Linked DNA regions of Homo sapiens: all the other regions are linked to region 1. Evidence: read pairs that join two places in POLR2A ChIA-PET (ENCODE). Cell type or tissue: MCF 10A. All regions are shown on one strand. Each heading gives the region's core, and the rest is flanking DNA. Links, peaks and the distances in the headings are about the cores only. Region 1 holds the start of TUBB4B (tubulin beta 4B class IVb). Region 2 has its middle 9.9 kb from the start of GRIN1. Region 3 holds the start of ANAPC2 (anaphase promoting complex subunit 2).

Evidence for each region. ChIA-PET counts read pairs that join two places held together with the same protein. Peaks named below come from ENCODE experiments on the same cell type or tissue, not always from the same donor. Only the 100,000 strongest peaks of a DNase experiment are listed, where the experiment ranks them.
Region 2: POLR2A ChIA-PET joins it to region 1 with 36 read pairs; 28 of 35 experiments call an interaction of 5 or more read pairs at or near these places.
Region 3: POLR2A ChIA-PET joins it to region 1 with 37 read pairs; 28 of 35 experiments call an interaction of 5 or more read pairs at or near these places.

What each region holds. Positions count from the first base shown.
Region 1 is chr9:137,238,087-137,244,734 of GRCh38, reverse strand. It overlaps TUBB4B (tubulin beta 4B class IVb), which reads right to left and starts at 3,448. Exons shown (of 4, transcript NM_006088.6): 1 at 3,318-3,448; 2 at 2,906-3,014; 3 at 2,714-2,824; 4 at 1,028-2,239. The coding sequence starts at 3,374. The coding sequence ends at 1,179. It overlaps CIMIP2A (ciliary microtubule inner protein 2A), which reads left to right. Exons shown (of 7, transcript NM_001001710.3): 5 at 1-93; 6 at 447-564; 7 at 947-1,136. The coding sequence ends at 1,035. RefSeq lists silencers at 3,044-3,273, 3,604-4,423. In MCF 10A, for the core only: no CTCF peak of the experiment used is centred there; DNase peaks (open chromatin) are centred at 3,054, 3,614 and 4,294.
Region 2 is chr9:137,125,882-137,132,529 of GRCh38, reverse strand. No RefSeq gene overlaps it. Among named protein-coding and RNA genes, the nearest start is that of GRIN1, 9.9 kb to the left of the region's middle. RefSeq lists silencers at 2,170-2,679, 3,040-3,119 and an enhancer at 4,110-4,319. In MCF 10A, for the core only: no CTCF peak of the experiment used is centred there; a DNase peak (open chromatin) is centred at 2,739.
Region 3 is chr9:137,186,468-137,193,115 of GRCh38, reverse strand. It overlaps ANAPC2 (anaphase promoting complex subunit 2), which reads left to right and starts at 4,556. Exons shown (of 13, transcript NM_013366.4): 1 at 4,556-4,700; 2 at 5,013-5,635. The coding sequence starts at 4,584. It overlaps SSNA1 (SS nuclear autoantigen 1), which reads right to left and starts at 4,440. Exons shown (of 3, transcript NM_003731.3): 1 at 4,338-4,440; 2 at 3,851-4,050; 3 at 2,750-3,309. The coding sequence starts at 4,389. The coding sequence ends at 3,202. TPRN (taperin) reads left to right here. Exons shown (of 4, transcript NM_001128228.3): 2 at 425-665; 3 at 751-857; 4 at 942-1,497. The coding sequence ends at 1,004. RefSeq lists a silencer at 4,049-4,398 and an enhancer at 4,429-4,648. In MCF 10A, for the core only: a CTCF peak has its summit at 3,855 (motif pointing left); DNase peaks (open chromatin) are centred at 4,035 and 4,455.

The sequences.
Region 1 (6,648 bases), core at 1,206-5,205:
TATGCTGGCTTCATTCCCCGTTTCACCTGGGTAATGGGGTTGAATTACCGAGACGGCGTCATGCAAGCCATGGACGAATTCGACAAGAGCCAGGTAGGAAAGCGCCATCCAGGGCCTGCTCCCAGCTCACACACACACTTCCTCTCCTGCCTGGCAGCTTCCCTGGAGGGTGCCTTGAAGGCCAGGTTCCCTGAGAAGCCTGAGGAGGGGGCTCTGCCTGGCTCTCTCCTGTCCCCGGAGGTGCCGCCCCAACCCCTCTCTCCTGAGTCTTGCTTGGATCCCTGCACTCAAGTTTTGGAGTCGGGGGTAGGGGGATGCAGAAGGCTGGGAGCATTAGCAGCTTTCCCACGGAGTGCCGGCCCTCCGGCCAGGCCCCCACTGGGACAACTTGACTATCTGTTTGCCTGCCGGGGAGGGAGCTTGTTAGCACCTTCCTGTCTCCCCAGTTCCTGTTTAGAAACCCCCACTGTGACCTGGGCGAGAAGCTGCCTGGAACACACTGGCCCAGCAACCACATCTACAGCAGCCAAGGCCTGATCCCCTTCTACATGGGGTTCATCCCCGGTGAGTAGAGTGGGCAGGGTCACATGGACACACCCCGGCCAATGTGGGGAGGGACGGCTCTACCTGCTCACCCTTCATTGCTGGTTCAGGACCACCTGTCTGACCATTACCAGGGTCCCACCTTGGTTGGGGTAGGATTGTCTGCCATCCTCCCTACCCCTTTTGGAAGGGGGGTCACTGGACCCACCTAAGTCCCAGACACAGGCCGAGCCCCAAGGTTGGGTACCTGGAACAGGACAGGCCTGCCTTCAACAAGCAAGTTCCCCACCAAGCAGATACCCAGGGCCCAGGGCAGCCCCACACTTCTCTGAAGCCTGGGTGTCCAGCCCATGCTGGTCCTGGGCACATAAGCCCAGCTCAGCTGCAGCCTGGCTCCCCGCAGCCATGCAGGACAACTACGCCCTGACATTCGGCAACAGCACCCGGAGGGCCTACTGGAAGGAATGGGCAAAGCGAAACCACACACTATGAAAATGCTTTAATGGTGGTGTCTGTACAGCATGGATGTGGACAGGGAAAACAGCAAGTGCACACAGTGGGACAGGCCACAGGACAGGCTGGGAGTGAATAAAGAGTTCACACTGCTTCCCTGCTTTCCCCAGTGACTGAAGGCTCTAGGCCACCTCCTCCTCAGCCTCCTCCTCGAACTCGCCCTCCTCCTCGGCTGTGGCATCCTGGTACTGCTGGTACTCGGACACCAGGTCATTCATGTTGCTCTCGGCCTCGGTGAACTCCATCTCGTCCATGCCCTCGCCCGTGTACCAGTGCAGGAAGGCCTTGCGCCGGAACATGGCCGTGAACTGCTCGGAGATGCGCTTGAACAGCTCCTGGATGGCCGTGCTGTTGCCAATGAAGGTGGCGGACATTTTTAGCCCCCGAGGTGGGATGTCACAGACAGCCGTTTTCACATTGTTGGGGATCCACTCAACAAAATAGCTGCTGTTTTTGTTTTGGACATTAAGCATTTGCTCATCCACCTCCTTCATGGACATGCGGCCCCTGAACACGGCGGCAACCGTCAGGTAGCGGCCATGGCGGGGGTCGCAGGCAGCCATCATGTTCTTGGCATCAAACATCTGCTGGGTGAGCTCGGGCACGGTCAGCGCCCGGTACTGCTGGCTGCCCCGGCTGGTCAGTGGGGCAAAGCCGGGCATGAAGAAGTGCAGCCGGGGAAACGGGACCATGTTCACAGCCAGCTTCCGCAGGTCAGCATTGAGCTGGCCTGGGAAGCGCAGGCAGGTGGTGACCCCACTCATGGTAGCAGACACCAGGTGGTTCAGGTCACCATAGGTGGGCGTGGTCAGCTTTAGGGTTCTGAAGCAAATGTCGTAGAGAGCTTCGTTATCAATGCAGTAGGTCTCGTCTGTGTTTTCTACGAGCTGGTGGACTGAGAGGGTGGCGTTGTAGGGCTCCACCACTGTGTCTGACACTTTGGGCGAAGGCACCACACTAAACGTGTTCATGATCCTGTCTGGGTACTCCTCCCGGATCTTGCTGATGAGGAGGGTACCCATCCCAGACCCAGTCCCCCCACCCAGGGAGTGGGTCAGCTGGAAACCCTGCAGGCAGTCACAGCTCTCAGCCTCCTTTCTCACAACATCCAGCACCGAGTCCACCAGCTCCGCGCCTTCTGTGTAGTGCCCCTTGGCCCAGTTGTTCCCAGCACCACTCTGACCTGTGAGAGAACACAGCTAATCATTTGTCAGCCAGGTAGACAGCACTACTGGTCACCGCCATGCGAAAAAAGCCGAGTGACATGGTGTGAGCTGACCACAGAATTCACCCTGGAGGTAGAGCAAACGGACCCTTCAAAGCCAAAAGACGGCAGCCTGCCCTGCTACGAATTAAGTCAGGGGCCAAACCTGACAGCTTAACAAACCCCTCCCCGGGGGGGCCACTGCCAATTCCCAAGGACAGAGGAACAGCCACTGCCCCAGCTCAGCTCCCTGCAGGGAGATTACGTGTGTGGCGGCTCCTCGCCTCGGCAGACAGCTGGACCTTGCTCCCAAAGCCGATTTAGTAGAGGGGATTGAGTGGCTCAGAGAAGAGGAGGGCGTCCAGGGGCCCCGGCTGCGCAGTTCCCACGGCGGTGCCCTTGGAGCAGCCCCTTGACCTTTGAGCCGCCGCCCAGTCCCCAGCCACGGCTCACCGAAAACGAAGTTGTCCGGCCGGAAGATCTGCCCGAAGGGCCCCGAGCGCACGGAGTCCATGGTGCCGGGCTCCAGATCCACGAGCACGGCGCGGGGCACGTACTTGCCGCCTGCGGGGACGGGAGGGCGTCAGCCAAGGCAGGGGCCGCGGGGTCCCCGGAGGGCGGTCGGGGAAGGGGCCGGGGCCTCACCGGTGGCCTCATTGTAGTACACGTTGATGCGTTCCAGCTGCAGGTCGCTGTCCCCGTGGTAGGTGCCCGTGGGGTCGATGCCGTGCTCATCGCTGATCACCTCCCAAAACTACAAGGGACGCGGGCGGGCCCGGGCGGGCCGGGGCTGAGTCACCGCGGCCGGTGCGCAGGGAGGCAGCCCCGCCCCGGACGGGCGCGGCAGCCCGGCCCTCCCCGCCCCTCCCCCGCCCCGCGCGCCCTGGCCGCCGGGTTCCTGGGGGCTTCGGTCGCCCGGCTCGGCCAATTCCCCGCGGAGGGGGCCCGGCGGCCGCAATGCGGGGGCGCCGCCCGGCCGCTGCTGCCGCCATCTTCCCCGGCCGCCCGCCCACACCGCCCGGCAGGCCCGCCTGGCCCCAGCGCCCCGGCAACTTACCTTGGCGCCGATTTGGTTGCCGCACTGCCCGGCCTGCAAGTGCACGATTTCCCTCATGATGGCGGCGGCGGCGGCGGGGAAGCAGGAGGAAGTAGACAAACAGCAGCAGAAGAGCGGGCGCGCAGAGTGCTACAACCGACGCTCCGCCAACGCTTATATACCCTCCCTGCCCGCCTCCGCTAGTCTCGGAATGGGCTGCCAGAACGAGGCTGGCAAGCTCCCTCGTTTGATTGGCCTTGCCCCCGTCAATCAAGCTGCCTAAGGTCCGCCTTTTTAAGCCAGTTTGGTCTTTATTGGTCAGCCGCAGCCTCCTATCTCCCTATCACAATCCCCCTCCTGGCGCCGCAGTGCTCCGTCCATTGGGTGTTTCAAATGATTGATTTGCCGTCTCATTGGCTGGCTGCCGGGAGCACGCCGCCAGGCTGGCGCTATTGGCTGCGCTGCTTCAGCGTCCTGGTAACCGCCGCAGTGCCGCGGCCGGCGCGCGGACGGGGTGGGGCGCAGGCGCGAGTGCGGGCTTCCGGTCGGGCGGCGGGCAGCTGCGCTGGGGGCGCCGAGGGAGGGCGGGCCCGACGGGCCTCGGGCAAGCGCAGTCTTGGCTCTGAGCCCGGGGCCTTTCGGGAGCCGGGAAGGGCAGGCTCGGTGGCGGCCCCACGTCCAGAGTTGCGCCCTCTCTGGCCTTGCGCCGGGACACGGCATCTGCGCGCTGGGCGGGTTCTGGAGCGGGGTCCGCACGGAGCGAGCCCGGGGCCTCCAGGCCGAGGAGGCTGCGATGCCTTAAAGGCAGGAAGATACACGGGCTCGGGGGCTGCGGCGGTGGAGGGGAGCTCTCCACAGAGCCGCAGAGGCCACGGAGTTTCCTGCTCCCGGGTGCCGCACGCCCACTGCCCTCGCGGTCGCGTGAGGGGAGCACGTGGGGGACGCCGCGCCCCGAGGGCCGGGGCGGAGGGCAGGGGAGGGGAGCGGAGGGGCGAGGCCTCCCCCGCAGCTGCGCGCCCTGCCCTGTTGTGGAGACGGCGCTGGCTCTGCGCCGGTCGCCTTGGTGCCTCGGCCCCGTGAGTGCGCGAGCTCCGTGGAGACCAGGACAGCGCCCAGACCTCCCTCGGCGGGTGGGCCCCGACCTCCGGGCTCCAGGGCCGGTATTCCAACCACAGGTCAGCGCGCTGGGGCTGAAACATACTTCTGTTAATGCTTTTCCTAATTTATGACTTGATTTTTACTTGGGTGGGAAAAGAAACTTAAAATGAATTACATGTGGTTGCGCCTGTTTAAAAACAAACGGGCTGTATTTTTGCAGCATTTTTATTTTACTTAATTTATTATTCTGAGACAGAGTCTCGCTCTGTCTCCCGGGCTGGAGTGCAGTGGCGCGATCTTGGCTCCCCGCCCCCCCCCAGGTTCAAGCGATTCTTCTGCCTCAGCCTCCCCAGTAGGTGGGACTGCAGGCACCCACCACCACGCCGCTAATTTTTGTATTTTTGGTAGAAATGGGATTTCACCATGTTGGCCAAGCTGGTCTGAAACTCCTGACCTCAAGTGATCCGCCCGCCTCGGCCTCCCCAAGTGCTCGGATTTACGGGAATGAGCCGCCGTGCCTTCTACATTTTTGTAGCTTTTTTCTTTTTTTTTTGAGATGGAGTTTTGCTCTTGTCGCCTAGGCTGGAGTGCAGTGGCGCAATCTCAGCTCGCTGCAACCTCTGCCTCCCCGGTTCAAGCAATTCGCCTGCCTCACCTTCCCAAGTAGCTGGAACTACAGGTGTGCACCACCACGCCTGGCTATTTTTTTTTTTTTTTTTTTTTGAGACAGAGTCTGGCTCCGTCGCTCAGGCTGGAGTGCAGTGGCATGATCTCGGCTCACTGCAACCTCCATCTCCCGGGTTCAAGCGATTCTCCTGCCTCAGCCTCCCGAGTAGCTGGGATTACAGGCGCCCGCCACCACGCCCGGCTAATTTCTGTATTTTTAATAGAGATGGGGTTTCACCATCTTGGCCAGGCTGGTCTGGAACTGACCTTGTGATTCATTCGCCTCGGCCTCCCAAAGTGCTGGGATTACAGGCATGAGCCACTGCACCTGGCTGTATTTTTGTAGCATTTTAAATAAATTACACCATCAGGTCGGCCCTGACAGTCTCCTGTGCTCTGGCCACTGGGCATCTGTCTCCCAATTGGAGGCTGTTGGAAACAACATCTGCTTATTTATTTCTCTCTTCCTGGAGGGACTGCACCTCTGTCTTCACCACATAATGCGCGATACCAGAACTCGGGACACGCAGCACCGGAGCATGCGCGGGGATCAGCATTGTCCTTCTGGGGCGAGGGCCTGCAGCTGTGCTCACTCCTCGGGGGTCTGTTGCCAGTTTGCCATCCTGTCCAGGAGGGTGGCCTCCCCCACAGATCAGCCCAGGAAGGCGGGCCTGGCTTCCAGTGACCACTGTGACACAGGCCTTGACCCTCAGAGGGACTGGGGTCCTGCAGCGGCCTGAGGGGTGCACAGGTTGCTGCCAGCCATCCCAGGTTTCTCCTAGTGCCCAGGGCATCCTGGGGTCCTGCAGAGTAGCTCAGCTGTCCAGGCAGTAGTCAGGGACATGTTGGAGTCTCATAACATTGAGTTGTCACAAAGGGGAGAAGGAGAAGCTCTGTTTTTTTCCTCAGTGAACTGTGCAGAGCCCAACTGAGGCTGCTCTTTGAGGTGTGTGGCATTCCTGCACCTTGTCAGAGTCTCCCAACCCCTCTCCAGTAAAGGCCCCTGCTTCCTGTGACCAGTGCCCACAGGGCTGGGAGGTCAGTGTGCCACCCGTTTCACAGGTGTCACCTGCCCAGGTGAGAGCCCCAGAGCTCGCCATGGCACCAGCTTGCCTACTTTGCCCTTGCATTGCCCTGGTGAGGTGGACACTGGCTGGGGACAAGACAGCAGTAGACACCCTGAAGCCTGGGCCTGAGCCCAACAAGGACAGCAGCCACCCCTGTTGCACAAAACTGGTTGGGGAAGGCTCTGTAGGTCCCACCCTGAGCCAAGGTGCCCTGCTGCAGGATGGAGAGGCGGGATAGTGTGGGGCAGGAGGACCAACTCCTGGGCCTGGGGTCTGTGGCCAGGCAGGATGTGGTCCAAGGAGGGCCAGAAGGGCAGGGAAGCGGGGCAGGCGTGGCTGTGGGAGTGCTGGGCACCTGCCCTCCTCCTCCTGCAGCTGTCGGAGGATCCACAACGAAGGCTCTGTTTACTGGTGGCCATGGTCCCAGTGGGAGGGTGTGTTACCGCCAGGCAGGGACAGCAGGCAGACAGTATTGGCTGCCTTAAAGGACCAGACGCCCAGCCTTTGTGGGAGGCCTCACC
Region 2 (6,648 bases), core at 922-4,921, 110 kb after region 1:
TTTTTTTTGAGACGGAGTCTCGCTGTGTCCCCCAGGCTGGAGTGCAGTGGCCGCGATCTCAGCTCACTGCAAGCTCCGCCTCCTGGGTTCACGCCATTCTCCTGCCTCAGCCTCCCGAGTAGCTGGGACTACAGGCGCCCGCCAACACGCCCGGCTAATTTTTTGTATTTTTAGTAGAAACGGGGTTTCACCGTGTTAGCCAAGATGGTCTCGATCTCCTGACCTCGTGATCCGCCCGTCTTGGCCTCCCAAAGTGCTGGGATTACAGGCGTGAGCCACAGCGCCCGGCCAGAACTTTCTATTTCAGGCCGGGTGCGGTGGCTCACGCCTGAAATTCCAGCACTTTGGGAGGCCGAGGCAGGTGGGTCATGAGGTCAGGAGTTAGAGACCAGCCTGGCTAACATTGGTGAAACCCTGTCTCTACAAAAATTAGCTGGGTGTGGTGGCAGGCGCCTGTAATCCCAGCTACTCCGGAGGCTGAGGCAGGAGAATCGCTGAATCCAGGAGGCAGAGGTTGCAGTGAGCCAAGATAGCACCACTGCACCTACAGCCTGAGCGACAGAGAAGACTCTGTCTCGAAAAAAAATAAGTGAATAAATAAAAACTTTCTATTTCATAGATGTTCTGTTGTTTTTCCGCGTTCTAGTTCACTGACTTCCTTTTTTCTTTCTTTTTTTTTTTTTTGAGACAGTCTCACTCTGTCGCCCAGGCTGGAGTGCAATGGTGTATTCTCGGCTCACGGTAACCTCTGCCTCCCAGGCTCAAGCAATTCTCGCGCCTTAGTCTTCCGAATAGCTTGGATTTTGTGTGTGTGTGTGGGGGGGGGGGGCGGGGGGGACACGGTCTCACTCTGTTGCCAAGATTGGAGTGTAGTGGTGCAATCCTAGCTCACTGCAGTCTCCACCTCCCATGCTCAAGGGATCCACTTTCTAAGCCTGTCAAGTACCTGGGACTAGAGGTGTGCATCAACACACCTATTTTTTTTTTTTTTTTTGAGATGGAGTCTCGCTCTATCACCCAGGCTGGAGTGCAGTGGCACGATCTTGGCTCACTGGAACCTCTGCCCTCCAGGTTCAAGCAATTCTCCTGCCTCAGCCTCCCAAGTAGCTGGGGTGCCCGCCACCACACCCAGCTAGATTTTTTTTTTTTTTTTTTGTATTTTTAGTAGAGACGGGGTTTCACTGTATTGGCCAGGCTGGTCTCAAACTCTTGACCTCGTGATCTGCCCGCCTTGGCCTCCCAAAGTGCTGAGATTACTGGCATGAGCCACCGCGCCCGGCCTTTTAATTCATATTTTTTTGTAGCGATGGAGCTTCACCGTGTTGCTCAGGCTAATTTCAAACTCTTGGGCTCATGCAATCCTCCGGGGTCGGCCTCAGTCTCCTCCCAAAGCATTGGGATCGCAGGGGTGAGCCACTGTTCTCGGCCTCACCTCTTCTAACGTTAAGAGTTTGCAGTTATAACTTTCTCTAAGCACTGTATTAGCTGCATCCTATACATTTTCATGTGCATATTTCCATTTTTATTCAGCTCAAAATACGTACTAATTTTTTGTGATTTCTTATTTATTTTTAATCTTATGAGACGGAGGCTCGCTCTGTTGCCCAGGCTGGAGTGCAACGAGGCGATCTCGGCTCACTGCAACCTCTGCCTCCCGGGTTCAAGCGATTCTCCTGCCTCAGCCTCCCGAGTAGCTGGGACTACAGGCAACCGCCACCACACCCAGCTATTTTTTGTATTTTTAGTAGAGACGGAGTTTCACTATATTGGCCAGGCTGGTCTTGAACCCCTGACCTCAAGTGATCCCCCGCCCCCCCTCGACCTCCCAAAGGGCCGGGATTATAGACATTAGACGTCGTTGCCGGGGGAGCCCTCCAAACACCCAGAAATGCCACAGCCAGGACCGTGGGACGCAGCAGAATCGCCCAAGGGGCAGGGGGCAGCCTGGCCAGAAGAAAATGAGGGAGGGGCCGCGCGTGAGGTTCGGCAGGGGAGAACACAGGCCTCCGGCGGCCACGGACGCCGCTTTGCCATTTTGAGCGTTTCTGGGGAGGACAACGCGCGCAGGAAGCGCAGTCATCTCAAGCTGACCTCCAAGGCTACCAGGTTTGAGGGCTGGAGCCGAGTCTGAAAGCCCCGACCCGCCTATGGCGCGGGGACTGTGGGTCCAGCCGGCCGCTTGGCCCCCTCGCTCGGCGCCGGTCCAGGCGCAGCGCTCGGGCCCCGGCGACGGTGAGATGCGGCGCGGCCAGCTTAGCTCGGGGTAGGGGCCACCCCAGCCTCGCCCCAGCCGGCCGGGTCCGCGACCTCGGGAGGGTCCGGTCCTTCCCTCGGCCCCCGCGACGCCGCGCCCGGGTGAGGCCCTGGGCTTCTTGCCGGTGACCACGCGGCCAGGGTGGCCCCCAGCCCAGGACGGCTACCAAGGGCGGCCCAGCCCCATCCCCGCGCCGCGGGTCCCGGAACCGAAGAGCTGGGAGCGGGCGCTCCCTGACAACATGGCGGCGGCGCCCGGGCGCCTCCCCGGGTCCCGGGTGTCTGCGTCTCCCCGCGAGGCCGTGGGCAAAGCCGGTGCCGTCCGACGACAGGAGGCGAAAGGAACCCAGGACCAGACCCGCGGGGCGAACAGTGCTGGAGGACCATGCACCGACCACGCCCGAAGCAGAACCAAGGCCCGCCCTGTTGCCGTGGCGACTGCGCGCGGGGTAGACGCAGGCGCCGCAAGCCGTGAGCTCTCAGTGCAGGCGCATAGGCTGCGGGGTTGAGGCGCATTGCGTGCGCGTGCGCGCTGCTCACACGCGGACGGTTCTGTGCGCCGCAATGGCTGCCCGCGAGTATCGGAGAGGCGGAGCTCTCAGTCTTTTACAGGACCGGGTCTCCTGATGCCGCCGGTGGTTCCTCGAGGCCCCCTTCCACGCATCCGCCGCCGCTGCTTCATCAGGACTTCATTTCGGTGACGCAGAGCTTTGGCGAGAGCTACGGCAACAGCAAGAACTGCCGGCGGCTCTTGTGCTGCAGGGTGAGGACCGCGCCGGGCGGACCGAGGCCCGGGGTCGCTGCGCCCGCCGCCCTCCCAGCCTGCGGCTCCGAGCGGGGCCTGGGCGGGCAGACTCGACTCCCCCCGACGCCGCCCTCTCCACCCTTACCCCGCAAAAAGGGGCAAATCTGCTTTCCGGGCCGGGGCAGCCGTGGTCGGCACGCCTGCAGCGGTCTCAGCGACCCAAATTCTGCGGGGCGGTGGTGGTGGGAGGAAGGGTTGGAGCCCCAGCAGGTTGTCTGGGCTTCGTTTGCTTTTCGGCAAGGTCCTGGCCCAGGCCCCAGTCCCTCTTGGAGCGGAAGCCTCTGGACCTGTTGCTCCTAAGAAAGCAAGCGGCCCCTGACGCGTTGCTGTGGCCTGGTTTGACCCTCGTAGCCAGCCCATGTTCTGTGAGGCATGAAGCGCCACGCAGACACCACGACAAAGTGAGATGAACTAAGACCTCTTCTTGATTCTAAGCAGGGAACGCACAGCTCACCCTGTCACATGCAGCGATCATAAGCTGAGAATTACCCTCTTCCTTCCCACAGCGTCTAATCTTTTTTTATGTTTTTGTGGCAAGGTCTCGCTTAGTCGCCCAGGCTGGAGCGCAGTGGCGATCATGGCCCACTGCGGCCTCGACCTCCTGGGCTCCAGCGTGCGTCTAATCTAGAACCAAATCCTCCTTCCTTAGATCATCCCCCAAATCACCCAACTACAGGTGAAATCCTGTAATAGTTTCCTCCGAACACCCTGTTGCTGAGACACCTCAACGTCTCAACCTGGTGTGTTTGTACGTAGAGTAAAAGACCCAACTTGTTTAACTACAGGCGTGTTTGCAGTGGTCTTTGGCTTAAGGGCGTTATAGACTCTCAGTCGGAGAGTCACTGAGATTCAGTTGAGACTCTCAACTCAGAGCATGCCTTTCTGAGTCCCTTTTGTGTCTGTCTCTGGGAGCACAACCTATTCTTGGCTGGGAAGAAACAGGCATATTCTTTGTTTCATTCTCCTTGAACGCCTACCGTGGCCAGTTGCCGTTTTAGTTCTGACTGCAGAGATGAATAAAACAGATTTGTAGGAGAGGCTGGTGAGAAGCCAGCCACAGACAGGCAGAGGCAGGTGGCACATGTGTACGTCCTGTGTGGAAAAGAGCAGGGCCCTGGGGAAGAACCGTGGCTGGTTCTGAGGGCTCAGCGGAGGCTGCGGCACTGAAGGCAAGATCTGAGGGCTGAGAAGCTGCTGGCACCGGGCAGGGTGGGGAGGGGGCTGACTTGAGCCTGAGCGAAACTGCCTGAGGCAAGGAGGACCTTGGCATATTTGAGACGGTGAAATTCCCAGGGCTGGGAGACGGAGTGGGGGTTGTCTCAGTCCATCCGTGGTCCTACAGGTCCTGGAGGTAAGGAAGCAGACCACCACTTTTCCTGCTGGCCTCCTCTCCCCACCTTGCCTAGTTTATAAGGCAGGAGGAAAGGGAGAAAGCAAACAGTTGGAAAGAAACAGAAGTAAGATAAATAGCCAGACGACCTTGGCGCCACCACCCAGCCCTGGTGGTTAATAATTATAATAATAATATCAGCTCCTGACCTGAACTACTTGTGTTATCTGTAAATTCCAGACGTTGTATGCAGAAGCATTGTAAAACTTTCTGTTCTGTGAGCTGATGCATAGCCCCTAGTCACATTTCCCGCGCTTACTCAATCTACCAGGACCCTTCCATGTGGACCCCTTAGAGTTGTAAGCCCTTAAAAGGGCCGGGAATTTCTTTTTCAGGGAGCTCGGTACTTAAAGACGCAAGTCTGCCGAAGTTCCCGCGGAATGAAGCCACTTCCTTTTTTTTTTTTTTTTTTGAGACGGAGTCTCGCCACTTCCGTCTTTAACCCGTTGTCAGGGGTTTTGTCTGCGGCTCGTCCTGCTACAGAGGTAGCATGGAGGGTTCAGTTGATGTGCGGGAAGATTTTGGCGTGGACTGGAGGTCTGAGATGTTTACTGTGAAACTGCTCTGGCTGGGTGGAGACACTGGAGGGCAGGAGGCCAGGAGAGCTGCCTGGCTGTGGGAAAAGCTGAGTGGGGGAGGAGGGCTCCGCAGGAGTGGGCCTTGGGAAAAGGAGGGCGGGTCCCTGGGTGGAGGGGCCAGCAAAGGCTGTGCAGGCTCTGGCTTGGGGACACTGAGGAGCTCCGTTTTGGATCTGCCCACTGTGAGATGCCTGGGAGGCGCCATGGAGACCTTGGTGGGCAGGTGGTGCCGGGATCAGAGTCTGCCAGGGGAGACAGGTTTTAGGAGTCCCTAGGTATAGATGGTTTTTGTCGTCCGGAAAGGTTGGAAGAAGGGGCCAGGCCTAGTCCTGAGTGCCACCAGACTGAGAAGATTGGGGTCAGGGAGGAGGGCAAGGGCAGCCAGAGAACCAGGAAAACATCTCATCATTGAAGATACGGTTCAGGAAGGAGAATGGCCAAATTCCAGATGCTGTTGAGAAGTAGATTTAAATAGATTGAAAGTAAAAGGATGGACTGGGCACAGTGGCTCATGCCTGTAATCTCAGAACTTGAGGAAGCTGAGGTGGGAGGATCAAGTGAGACAGGAAGTTCAAAAGCAGCCTGGTCAAAATAGTGACATCCCGTCTCTACAAAAAATAAAATAAATTAGGACCTATAGTCCTAGCTACTCAGGCAGCTGAGGCAGGAGGATTGTGGGAGTCGAGGAGTTTGAGGCAGTCATGAACTATGATTGCACCACTGCACTCCAGGCTGGGCAACAGAAAAAGACCCCGTTTCAAAATAAAAAAAAATTATTACATGATATAAGGACATTATATAGTAATAAAAGGGTCAATTCATGAACACATTATAGCAATTATAAAGATGTATGGCCGGGCGCAGTGGCTCACGCCTGTAATCCCAGCACTTTGGGAGGCCCAGGTGGGTGGATCACAAGGTCAGGAGATCGAGACCATCCTGGCTAACACGGTGAAACCCCGTCTCTACTAAAAAATACAAAAAAATTAGCCGGGCGTCGTGGCAGGCACCTGTAGTCCCAGCTACTCGGGAGGCTGAGGCAGGAGAATGGCATGAGCCCGGGAGGCAGAGCTTGCAGTGAGCCGAGATCGCGTCACTGCCCTCCAGCCTGGGCAACAGAGCGAGACTCCGTCTCAAAAAAAAAAAAATAAATAAAGATGTATGTACCAAGAACAGCTCCCCAAAATATATGAAGCAAACATTGGCAGATTTGAAGACAGAAGTAAGTTCTACAATAATAGTTGTAGATGTCACTCAACCTATTTCAGTAATGGAAAACGTATCTAGGTGGCAGATCAACAAGGAAATAGAGGGTCTGGACAGTGCTAAAATCAACTAGAAAGGACGGACACAGAACACTCACCCAACAACAGCAGAACACACAGTTTTTAAGCACACGGAACATCCTCCAGGACAGACCATGTGTTAGGCCACATATTAAAATATATTAAAAGAAGTTTTAATATATATATATATATATATTTTTTTTTTTTTTTTTTTTTTTTTGCTTTCTTTGTTGCCCTGGCTAGAGTGCAGTGGCACGATCTCGGCTCACCGCAACCTCCACCTCCTGGGTTGAAGTGATTCTCCTGCCTCAGCCTCCTGAGTAGCTGGGATTATAG
Region 3 (6,648 bases), core at 2,453-6,452, 53 kb after region 1:
GGGACAGCCTCTTTTCCACCCTGTTCCTGCTCTAGAGCTGCTTGGTGGGAGGGGATGTGTCCACCCCAGTTTCCCCCCAGCTGGCACTCTGCCCAGACAGCAGAGCAGGAGGGGCCTGAGATGGTAGCTCCAGGAGCTGGTCTAGAGGCTTCTGGGGACCCAGAGGCTTTGGGCTCCTGGTCCTGGTCAGCGTTTGGTCCCTGGCTGGAATGGGGAGGGGAGGTTGACCCCCAGGGTGGAGGGATGGACGCCTGCAGGGTCCAGCTGGAGAGCTCTGTGCCCCCTCCTGGAGCCCCCGGAACGGTTGATGGTGTGTCTGGCGCCCCACTTGGGTCAGCCTCATCCTGAGGGCTGAACCTGAGCCCCTGGCATCACTGTGCCCATGTGGGCCCTCAGCCCTCGTTCACGTGACTCTCACTCCCAGATGAAGATCTCCTTCAACGACAAAAGCCTGCAGACCACATTTGAGTACCCTTCCGAGAGCTCCCTAGAGCAGGAGGAAGAGGTGGACCAGCAGGAGGAGGAGGAGGAGGAGGAGGAGGAAGAGGAAGAGGAGGAAGAGGGATCCGGCTCAGAGGAGAAGCCCTTTGCACTCTTCCTGCCCCGGGCCACGTTTGTGAGCAGCGTGAGACCCGAGAGCTCTCGGCTGCCAGAGGGTAGCTCAGGTGAGTGCCCACCTGGGGGACAGGCAGCCTGGGAGGGGTGGAGCCTGGTCTGTGTCCACGTCTGCATGTGCACCTCCATTCACAGGCCTGTCCAGCTACACCCCGAAGCACTCTGTGGCCTTCAGCAAGTGGCAGGAGCAGGCGCTGGAGCAGGCCCCGAGGGAGGCAGAGCCCCCGCCCGTGGAGGCCATGGTGAGATGCGGGGGAGTGGAGCGCTGGGGGGAGTCTGACACCCGGGCGAGCCCATGTGTCCACATTCTGTCCTCTCACTTTCAGCTCACACCCGCCAGTCAGAATGACCTCTCGGACTTCCGCAGCGAGCCAGCCCTGTATTTCTGAGCCCAGCACTGCCAGGACCAAGGCTGAGCCCAGCTGTGGGAGTCCCGGAAGCTGGGCAGTAGCCAGGGACTACTGCACCCGCTTCTGCCTTGTTTGGCCTCACTGTATCCCACCCACCCCTCCTGGCCCTGGAAGCAGCTAGGGTGCCTCCTGCCATCGGGGCCAGGTCTGGGTCTCACTCCCCGGCCCTGATTTGGGAGGGTCCAAGGGGGAAGTGGGGTGGGGAACTGCCTGTGGGTGAGTGCCAGGGGCCTGCTGGGTGGTGGCCATCTGCGACCCGGCAGGGGGCTGTGCAGATTCTGCACCTGGCCATTCCCTGTCCTGTCTCCTCAGCCTGCCTCACAGTGGCCATGGGGTGTCGGGGTGAAGGGCTGTCCCAGCTACTTGTCCTCTGCAGGACCCTAAGCCCCTGCCCGCAGCCCACATGCCCTCTGTGATGAGTGGCGTCTTTCCTGCCTCTGATGATGGACTCAATAAACAGCACTGGACAAGGCTGCTGGTGTCCCCACTGCGTGGTCCTTGGCTGAGAAGGGAGCAGGGGGAGGTCTCTGCAGGAAGAGGCCACATGGGGTCCAGTGGGCCCCAGTTTGCACGTCTATGCCAGGGTGTGTGGGAGGTGACCCCGATCTGGTACCCCCACTCCTTGATGTCCCAGTGGCCAAGGCTCTGACCTCCCAACTTCCATGGCCTGTTAACCTGTTGCCCCTCCACCCCAGCCTCCCAGAGCTGGCACTGTGGGAGGTAGGATGACAGGCCTGCTGTCAGGGGCCTAGACTTCAGGTGGGAGGGTGAGAGTGTTGCAGCTGTTGGGCCTGAAGTGGCTTCTCTGAGGGGCCCAGAGCCTGGGGAGGGACCAAGGGAAGGGCAGCATGAGGGCAGCACAGGGGACGGTGTCTTCTGCTGGGCTTGGCGTGCCCCCCGACCCACAGGATGAGGCAGGCCGGGAGCAGCGCCTGCCTCAGACGGCCAGAGCTGGGGCTGTTTACAGCCCATGGAACCCAAGCACCATTTCCTCCCTGGAGGATCAAACCTAAGAGCAAAGAGATAAAGAGATGCTGTCTGGCCAAACTCCGGCGGAAGGAGAGTTTGGTGTATTTCCCTGGTCGGGTTAGGCCCAGCTCTTTTCTGGACCCTCTGGATCAACACATGCCTCCCAAATCGGCCCAGTCCTCGGGCCATGCTTGGTTGCTGCAGGGACAAAACAGAGGCCCCAGGGCACATGGAAGGATGGAAGTGGCCAGTGCTTGGTGTGCGGCCAGGGAAAGGTGGGCAGCAGGGCCTGGTGGCAGCAGTGGTGTCATCAGGCCAAGCAAAACTTGCAACTGAGGAACCGACGGGGGTGGGGGGTGTGAACTCCCCCCAGTCCTTGCTGAGAGGGACCTGAATCTGAGGCAGCTGCTGGATATGCTTGGCATCCCCAGCTGTCTCTCTGGGCTGGGTCCTATGCTGGCCACCAGGGTGTGGCAGAGAACAGGACGAGCAAGCAGAGCTCCTGAGAGGAGGGTGAGCCGTGGGCCAGTCAGGGGAAGAGGACCGGCGGCCCTGCTGGGGAGGGCTCAGGGTGGGGCTGGCCTGGGGAGGGTGGGCACCCTCAGCGGTGTCCCTGAGGCTAGTGGGGCAGTCACAGGGAGGCCACTCCAGACCCTCCTCCCTCCTCTCCCAAGGGGGAGCCTCAGGCTCTGGCTCTGCAGGTGTCTGGCAGCCCCATGCTGTTGATACGGGCAAGCAGCAGGCTGGCACGGATCTTTACAAAGATAATCTTTATTCATAATCACAGGCCACAGGGGTGAGACCTGAGGTTTGGGTTCTGTGGTGAAGGAGAACCCCTGTCCTCCTGTCCCTTGCCCTGGGCCTCTGCTGGCTGAGGAGGGACAAGGTGAGGGGGCCCCCATGGTGCTCAGACAACCAGAGCCTCCCTGGCAGGGCAGGAGTGTGGGTGCCACAGAGACAAGCCCCTTGCAGAGCTGACCTGGAGCCCACCATCCCCATAGCCTGTGTGAGCATGAAGCGAGGACCCCCGGGTGGGCTGTGCCCTGGGCTTGTCACTGATGCCAGTGGAGGCTGGCACCTGCCCCTCTCGGCACCTGAGACAGTGAGGGAAGGTAGCTGCTGCCGTGAAGAACAAAGATGCTCTGAGCACACACTTGCTGGGGCTGAGCTGAGGGGCACACGGAGGCAGGCCCTGCCCGTGGTCTGGTCAGCTGTCCCTGCCGCCGCTACTTTTCTGGTCTGGGGCTGTAGCCTTGGTCAGGTTCCCAGCTTCCCTCTTGAGAACGCTGAGCAAAGTCTGGGAGCTCTCCAGGATCTGGGGCCAGAGAAGTGAGAAGGTTGTTAATGTTCACCTGTTGGTAAGGTCCTAAGCCCCAGCTGTCCTCACACTCAGGTGCTGGGACCTGGCTGGGGGTGCTGTAGCCAAGGGATCCTGTGTGGGGGAAGGCGGAAGCCCAAGGGGACTGGCAGACGGGGTGGCAGGGCCCTCTTCCCTCCGGAATCTGACCCAAAACACTTCCTCTCCACCCTCAAAGCCAGGCTGGGTTAGCACTGGCCCGTGCTGGGTGCTCTGCCCAAGACCTGGCTCTTCACACTGAGCAGAAATAACCACATGGCTAGCGAGAACCGGATAAAGACCAGGACCCAGGATGCCCCAGGCCCCACAGACAGCCCCACAGTCACTCCCACAGCAGCCTGGGTTCCTCAATGGGCCTGGCCACGCTGCCCCTGCCCGAAATGCCAGCGAGGCACAGACTGCCCACAGCCGGGAGCCCCAGCCGGTCCTGACGCCTTGCCGTGGCAACACCCCTGCCGTGCCTATCCCCTGATGCTCGGCCTGGCCTCCCGAGCTCCACCTTGAGGTAGGCGGCCTCCGTCTCCGCGATGGTCCGGTCGAACTCGTTGCGAGAGGCAATCTTGCGTGCCAGGTTCTCGTTGACGCGGGCCAGCTTCTCTGTCAGCTGCCTCACCTCATTCTGCAGCCGCTGCTTCTCGTCCTCCTCCTCCTGGATCTGCCGGCACAGCTCCTCCCGCTTCTGGCACAGCTCCTCTATGCCTGGGGGCCGGGAGGGGCGGCGCTGTGGGCCCAGGGCAGGAGCGCGGCGGCGGAGGGCGGGCCTCCTTCCACCCGAGGAAGCCAGAGTCAGGCACCACCCCCGAGCGCCCGGCGCGGGGCCTGCGAGCCAGCGAGGGCTCGGGCCACGGACACCCGGCCTCCGGCACGGAGGGCTCTGCTCAGCCGCGCGATGCCCGCAGCGAGGCGGGTCCAGGGGCACCCCGCTGCGAGCCGGGAACCCGGCCCTGCGGCCCTCCCGACCTCCCCGTCCCGGCTGCGCCGCTCACACTTGACCAGCTCGTTGTTGTAGTTCTGCAGCGCCGCGCCCTGCTGGGTCATGGTCAACGCCGCCCGGGGCCCCACCACCCCAACCGCCGCGGAAGCAGCGCTGTCCGCGCCTGCGCACGACTCCCCCACGGCGCGCCGAACTAGCGCGTCATCGCTGAGCGCCTTGTGCGCGTCATGGCTGCGCGTGCAGACGTGCGTCATCGCCGCGCGCCGCGCCGAGCGAATCTCGGAGTCGGTGGGTGCAGATGGCGGCGGCAGTTGTGGTGGCGGAGGGGGACAGCGACTCCCGGCCCGGACAGGAGTTGTTAGTGGCCTGGAACACCGTGAGCACCGGCCTGGTGCCGCCGGCTGCGCTGGGGCTGGTGAGGCCTGGGAAGAGAGGGGCGGCCCCGCGCGGAGTTTCCGGGACCGTACGCGCTTTGGGGCCGCTACCCTCGGGTTCATACGGCTCTGTCCATCATCCGCCTCTGTCCTGTCCTGCCATTTTCCACCACCTTTCCGTTTCGTTTCGTTCAGCTCCGCTGACAGCCCTTCCATAGCTTCGGCCCAACGTCCGGGCAGCACGGACAGGGGGCAGCGGAGTTTTTGCAGCCTCCCCCTCAGCTTCTTCCCTTCCCCGCCTCTCCCCACCTCTATGTTGTGTTCCCCTCGCCTCACGGTTTTCTGCACCCCAGGTGTCTTCCCGGACCAGCGGTGCAGTCCCGCCAAAGGAAGAGGAGCTCCGGGCGGCGGTGGAGGTTCTGAGGGGCCACGGGCTACACTCGGTCCTGGAGGAGTGGTTCGTGGAGGTGCTGCAGAACGATCTGCAGGCCAACATCTCCCCTGAGTTCTGGAATGCCATCTCCCAATGCGAGAACTCTGCGGATGAGCCCCAGTGCCTTTTGCTACTCCTTGACGCTTTTGGCCTGCTGGAGAGCCGCCTGGATCCCTACCTGCGTAGCCTAGAGCTGCTGGAGAAATGGACTCGCCTGGGCTTGCTGATGGGCACTGGTGCTCAGGGGCTGCGAGAAGAAGTCCACACTATGTTGCGCGGAGTCTTGTTCTTTAGCACCCCCAGAACCTTCCAAGAGATGATCCAGCGTCTGTATGGGTGCTTCTTGAGAGTCTATATGCAGAGTAAGAGGAAGGGGGAAGGGGGCACAGACCCGGAACTGGAAGGGGAGCTGGACAGCCGGTATGCCCGTCGCCGGTACTACCGGCTCCTGCAGAGCCCGCTGTGTGCAGGGTGCAGCAGTGACAAGCAACAGTGCTGGTGTCGCCAGGCTCTGGAGCAGTTCCATCAGCTCAGCCAGGTCTTGTGAGTAGTCTGTCCCGATGGCCATGCCCTTGCTCCTTCTGGTTCCCCGCTGCTCCCCTGGGTCCAGCTGGCCTCAGCAGAAAGCTGGTGAGCCGTCCTGATAACCAGGAACATGACAGAGAGAGAGTCCCAGGGATTCCTGTGCAGCGTGTCCTGGACACAGGTGTCTCTCTTCTGTCACTCACCTTCAGTCCCACAGATTCATGCCTTGACCCTGGTAAGGCCCTATGTGGCTTGTGTCTGCAGCAGCAAATTTCTTAGCAACTCCAAACTTCCTGGACTCTGCAGAATTCCACTGTGCCTTTTGTCGATCCTGGGGAGGAATGATTCTCACCCTCGTCGACATTCCTTGCCCTGTAATTGTGAACAGAAGCTTGCTGCTGCTTCTCTCCAGGAAGATCAGGTCACTGTGAGGGCAAGCAGTCTCTTGTTAGTTTGGAGAGGAGAGGGGTTTGTTGTGAGAGACAGGTCCTGTTGTAGTTCTCTAGCAATTGTCATACCCTTGGCCATTTGTGGTGGTTTTGTCACATTGAACGGGGGTGTAGCCATGCAGCTACTTGAGAGGTCTTAGGTGGACTAAAGGTGGACTAAAGGAGTGCTCCTTTTGCTGGCAGGGGTCAGGGAGACCGTGAAGGGCTTCTGTTGGGCTCATCCCTGCAAAAGTTACACGGCAACTTTTCTCATCCTCCTCTTGAGTCCTTTTGTCACTGTAGACCAGAGACTGCACTGAAAGGCACAAACAGTGGCATCTGTACCTCTGCGGCCAGGGTAGCAGTGCAGTTGGTTGTCGTTTCAGAGTTGATCCTAGGAGATAAGGCTAGGGCCCCCGACAGCCACACCTGCTGCCACTGATCACATGGGGAAGGCCAGTGTCCCTACCTGGATAGAGGCCAGCTGGGCGGGGACAGCAGAGCCTGGGAGTGCTCTGTGCTCCCAGTGGCTTCTTGAAGCCTTTGGTACAACCGCCCCCCACAGCTGAGGATTGTGGGGAGGTGTGTGCTGGGTGTGTGTGT